Regions from separate parts of the Homo sapiens genome. Here region 1 is linked to region 2. The links are chromatin contacts, found by Hi-C or POLR2A ChIA-PET in ENCODE. All regions are on one chromosome and are shown on one strand. The core of a region is the stretch at or near the end of the contact, and the rest is flanking DNA. Distances in the headings are between cores, read along the strand shown.

Region 1 (2,716 bases), core at 175-2,674, 2.0 Mb after region 2:
CCACAACGCCTGCAGATCTCAGATGCGTTTGAACTACAGTAACCCCAACCCAGCTCGCGGCAAGCAGGCAGCGCAGCAGCAGTAGCAGCAGCAACCGGGCCGCCGCCGCCGCGGGGCTAAGAGATTACGTTCAGCAAAAACTCTTCCAGGAAAGAGGCTCGAGAGCTCCCCTCCTATCTCGCCAAGGGTGCTGACTCTGTCGCGCCACGCCACGTACCAAAAGGCTCGCGAAGAAAAACGCGGGCGAAGTTCAGCATCCCCGAACAGAAAGGGAACTCATTCCAGAAAGGGGGTTCACGGGTCTGAGGGTCCTTGGGTGGGGAAAGCAGTATTGGAGGGAGAAGACAGAAGGGATGGCAAGACAGAGGAAACCACGGGGACAAAAAGGAAGGGATGAGGAGCCCTCTTACTATAAAAGGGACTGACGGACGGGATGCAGAGCAATGGGCCCCCCTCGAAAAATGGACTGGCAGGCCCTTCCGCACCCCCAAACAACCTCGCACCACCTGAAAGCGGGGAGCTTGAGTTTGGGGCTGCGTAGATCAAAGCAGGGTAAGACGAAGGGAAAGAGGGAGGGGAGCTTGGAAGCAAAGTGAACAAAGAGGCAAAAGAGGCAAAGTTGGAAATGGAAACGAGAAAGGGAGCTGGAAAGGGGCCGCTCTGGAAGGGTCTTGAAAAAGGCCTAGAAATGGGATGCTGGGGAGGCAAAGGGGGACAGCCCCGAGGAAGGGCATCTCAGGAATGTAAGGGAGCGCTCCAGGCCCTGGGAAGAGGAAGGGATGGGAGGGCGGGGAGGCAGCCGAGGCCCGGGAGCTGGAACAGAGGGGGCTTTGCGCGGGGCCCAGGAGGGGAGAGCAGGGTCGGAGGGAGGCGACCACCGCGGGAAGAGCTAGAGGATGGGAGGGAGGGGTGCTGCGGCTGAAGAGGGGATGTGGACTCCTCCAATGCTAGGGAGAAGAGGGAGGTGAAGCGAGATAAAAGGAAAGGGGCGAACAGGGAGAAGAGGAAGGAGCCTGCGACGCGATGGGGGAGGGGAGGGAGGCCGTGGGAAGCGGCCGGGGGGCGCGGGGATGGGAAGGGGCCGGGCGGGCGGCGTGGTCACCTCAGGCTGCGGACTCCCTCCCTGGGGAGCGGCGCTGCCGGCGGGCGGGCTCCGCAACTCCCCGGCTCTCTCGCCCGCCCTCCCGTTCTCCTCGGGCGGCGGCGGGGGCCGGTACGGCACGGCTCACAGCGGCGGCTCTTCTGCGCCGAGCCTCGGATGTTGCTTCTGGGGAGGCGGAGGCAGCGGCAGCGGCAGCGGCCCGGCCCGTACGGTCACCATCGTCCGCGGCAGCAGGCGCTCGCGGGCCGAGCCCCTTAGCAGCCGGCGCCGGCGTCGGCGGCCATGGCCTCCTGCGTTTGCTCCTCCCGCCCCCGGCGCTCTGCGGCGGCCGCGGCCCGACTTCCGCACTCTGCGCCTGCGCGCGGCCCAGCCAGCGCGGCGCGCCCCTCCCGCGCGCGCCCGCGCTCACTCACAATCGCGCCCGCGGAGTGCTTTCCGCACCGCCTCCGGTGCGTGGGCGGGAGACATAAGCCTAGCCAAGCCCATACAGCCCGGCTCGGGTGGCTATGGAGAGGCGTACTGCAGAGACACCTGGACGCGCACTGTGACAGGCGCCATTCTGACACACGTGCTCTCTCACTCCCAAACACCACGGGCCGCAAGCGCTCACACCCACACTCACCTGCAGGGACCACGTGGGAGAATTTGAAGGGCTGATCCTGTCCCGGTGCATTCGCAGTAGCAATGATGCGAGAATTCGTTTTAACCTCGTCACTGACTGGACTAGACTGTAAACTCCTTGGCGTCTGGGATGGCTCAGCCGTGCCCAGCACCAAGTGCAGGCACTCAAACCCCTGTGGAGTAAGTGACTGGATGAATGAATGCATTGGAACTGTTCACTGAGTATCTGTAACAATTTTGATCCCATGGTTTGGTACAAAGAATTTTATTGCAGTATGAAATTAAATGGTGTTTGTGTGTTTGTCTTGTCTTGGTCTAAGGTTCAAAACAGGCTAATGTATGTTTTCCCCTCCCCAACGTAGAGGAGTTCCACTTTGTCTCTGTGCCAGTCTCTATCACAGAATGCGCAATCCTACCCTAATTTAAATGTCCACACCTTTTAGGGCAGGAACTGTTGCCCAGAATACATAGCCTGAAGCATATTGTGTGTTTACACAACGATAGTCTTCTGGGCTTGGCAAGACTTCTCATTCCCCATTTGTCTGCCACTCTGCCTCACCACGACCTTCTGCAACCCCCACTTCTATCTCCCCTGCCTTCCACCATCACCAAAACCCCTCCACTGTTTCTTGCTTTCTCTTTCGTTAGTTCCTGGGGAGCCAGTTGCTATGAGCACCTAGCCTGGCCTTAGATGTTGAAAGGGCCAGTGTACACAGAAGATACACACCCAGTGATGGGTAAGATGTTGCAACTATACTGGGTCATGCTGAAATTGTGAAGCCTCAACTTCTTCATGTGCAAGAGAAATTAATGTACTGTAATCTCGATGTCTGTGTTGAGGACCCTCCTTGTAAATTCAAGTCTCTGGCCTCTGCCCTTTGAATGGTAAACCCCCAATTCTGAACACTCTTGTATCCTGCTGAAATTGTGAAAGCAAGCTCTGTATTTAGAAAATGCAATCCCTGGAGGTATCAGTCAACCAAACTCTGAGTA
Region 2 (2,700 bases), core at 37-2,536:
GTGCACACGACTTCTGCTACATTCAGTTGACCAGAAGACAGTCATACAACTACACCTAGCTACAAGGGAGGCTAAAATTTGTAGTCTTTATTCTTGCTGGCCAGATGCCCAGATAACTGTCAGGGATTCTGTTACTCTAGTAAGAAGGAGAGAGTAGCTATTTGGGAATAGTAGCAATCCCTACCTCAAGCCCATACTCAGAAAAAAAAAATACTATCTTGTTTGGGCAGTGTATTTCCACACATATGTCTTAAGAATCTCAGAATGGGGGAGGTAATTTAAAATATACCAGTACCGTACCCTCCTGGGTGTCTTGATTATGCTGGGGCATCCAGTATATGAAATAAAATTAGGCTGTTGTCTGGTAATTTACATTTAAAAATAAACATTGGAGAATTTCACTCCTATACAGCAATAATTATTATTTCATTTATTATTTATCCCTACCCACTACATGCAATATCTGCTTACACTAAAATCTCTTGATTATTAACATAGTAGAGGTAACTGTCACACATTATACTTCAACTATGTACTAACTCTAAGGTGACATGTATGACTAGCACCTACCATTCATAAGATGTATGGGATTCAGTCCTCCAAAGGACCCTCACAAGGAAGCTAAGGATCAGAGAAGTCATGGCTTGCTCAAAGAGAAACAGCATAGTAAGTGACAGAGCTGGGAATCCAACACAAGTTTGTCTGTTTTCAAAGCCCACATATACTTTGTTTATTATGCCATTCTGAAGGATTCACTTATTTTTCACTCTTCCACAAAACGTCAGGACAGAAAGGCAGTCATCTATATGTAGCATTGAGAAATTTCTATGGGCTTTAATTTAAATCTTAAAAACTAATAAACTTCAGCAACATATTTCTTCACTTTAATGTGTGAGGGTTTTGTGCTCATTACCTCTTTTAATTGTCCAACCCAATTTGGTGATGATCCATTCAACAAATTTTTCTTGAACATCTGTTTTATGTGTCAGGTACTGTGATGGTTGCTGAGTATATCATGGTAAGCAAAACCACACATTGTCCTTACTCCTTGTGCTACATGATTTAACTGCTGGATGGATTAAACCAGGAACTATAAAGATTAAACTGTAATCCTTACCACAATTTTGAGTTTACAGTTTTTCAAATATCATTTCAAGCCATTAGCAAAGGCTGTATGTATTTTTTACATATGCCTCCTCGTTTTGTGAATTTTGAAAGGATGTGGTTTCGGCCTTTGACATCAGAGGAGAAGCTCAGCTATGTTGGCTGAACGTTGATAGAAAGATAACGTTGAAGGCAAGTTGCCCTTGAGCAGCTCTCTGAAGATCAACTGCCTCCACATTGCATTCTTTGCCCCAAAACTCTTTCCTTTGGTTGTGCTAAGAGGTGATGCCCAAGGTGCACCACCTTTCAAGAACTGGATCATGAACAACTTTATCCTCCTGGAAGAACAGCTCATCAAGAAATCCCAACAAAAGAGAAGAACTTCTCCCTCGAACTTTAAAGTCCGCTTCTTTGTGTTAACCAAAGCCAGCCTGGCATACTTTGAAGATCGTCATGGGGTATGTGAGCAGTTTCATTTGTCTTTTTTCGCATAGCATTTTATGTTTGGACTGGGCTAATGCAAAAATATATACATAGCATAAAATAGAGCACAGGAAACACAAACATGCTTATTGTAACAACATAAAAAGTACAGTAAAAGTAATCAGAGGAGAATGCAGAGAGCAGTCAAGAGGTGAAATGGTGGTGCTAGGTGATTTCAGTTCTAAAAACTGTAAATTTAACATTCATCAGCTTTTTCCCCCTGCAAGGTTATGTTTGGTTTTTAAATTATGAATAACATTTTAGGTAGCAAGTATTATGATTCGATAAAACTTGAACTTTCTATGAAACATACTAAATTTAATGAAACATACTAAATTTAATGAAACATAGATTAATACAACACTAGCATTCAATGGGATGATCTACCCCAGCTTTCTTATTTTTTAGTGGAAGAAACTGGTGTTTAGAATGGTTAAGTTTTGGGTTCAGTGTTAACGTTTTCATGAATAACTCTGTTTGTCTCAATACTCGTCGCTAGCCTGATCTTGAAATAAGATTTCCCAGGCATTTAATTATCTAAAAGTTGTAAGGCACAATGGCAAACCTCTTCATCTCTTGATAGACTTCTTAGGACACCAGGGTTATTAAGAACAAAGTTTCTGCAGTGCAGACCAGCGGTTCTTACCCAGAAGGAGTATGGCTGCTTTGCTAGGTCAGTCTATCTCTTTATCTAAAAATAGTCTTGTGCTTCTTAACATCACTAATAACAAAAGCAACAGGAATAATCCTAATAATGTAGTTTGGTAGAAAAAGCATTGGACAAAGGGTCAGGAGACCAAACTCTACTTCTCAGTAGGTGATCCAGTCTGGGCAAATGTCTACCTCCTGTTTCAGGTTCTTTCTTCATAAAATGAAAAAACTGGAAATAACAACCTTCAAGATCCCTTTCTTCTTCAAAACTTCTTTGCTTTATGCAGTGGCTCTTGTTTAGCCCTATGCTGCAATTTTTCAAAGCATGTTTGATTTCTTACTGTATGGTTATATTATTTTTACATCATTAGTGGGGTAGGACAAGGATTATCACTTATATTTTACTGAAGGGAAAATAATATTAGGTGCCTGATGGTCACTTAGAAACAAAAGTGCTCCAGT

Evidence for each region. A loop is a pair of places that touch in the nucleus more often than their neighbours do. ChIA-PET counts read pairs that join two places held with the same protein, here RNA polymerase II (POLR2A). Pooled maps may share reads with other maps.
Region 1: a loop to region 2 is called in a pooled map, with 5 times the contacts of the local background. The contact joins the promoter of RNF145 here to the promoter of ITK in region 2. A Hi-C loop is called at or near these places in 6 of 50 pooled maps. POLR2A ChIA-PET finds 5 or more read pairs at or near these places in 4 of 52 experiments (activated B cell, activated CD4-positive, alpha-beta T cell and activated naive CD4-positive, alpha-beta T cell).

Annotation. Positions count from the first base shown.
Region 1 is chr5:159,208,129-159,210,844 of GRCh38, forward strand. It overlaps RNF145 (ring finger protein 145), which reads right to left and starts at 1,425. Exons shown (of 11, transcript NM_001199383.2): 1 at 1,103-1,425. It overlaps LOC107986468 (a long non-coding RNA gene), which reads left to right. Exons shown (of 2, transcript XR_001742943.2): 1 at 1-552; 2 at 1,731-2,024. RefSeq lists enhancers at 1-191, 91-210, 1,798-1,897 and silencers at 1,108-1,297, 1,338-1,627.
Region 2 is chr5:157,179,554-157,182,253 of GRCh38, forward strand. ITK (IL2 inducible T cell kinase) reads left to right here and starts at 1,287. Exons shown (of 17, transcript NM_005546.4): 1 at 1,287-1,562. The coding sequence starts at 1,425.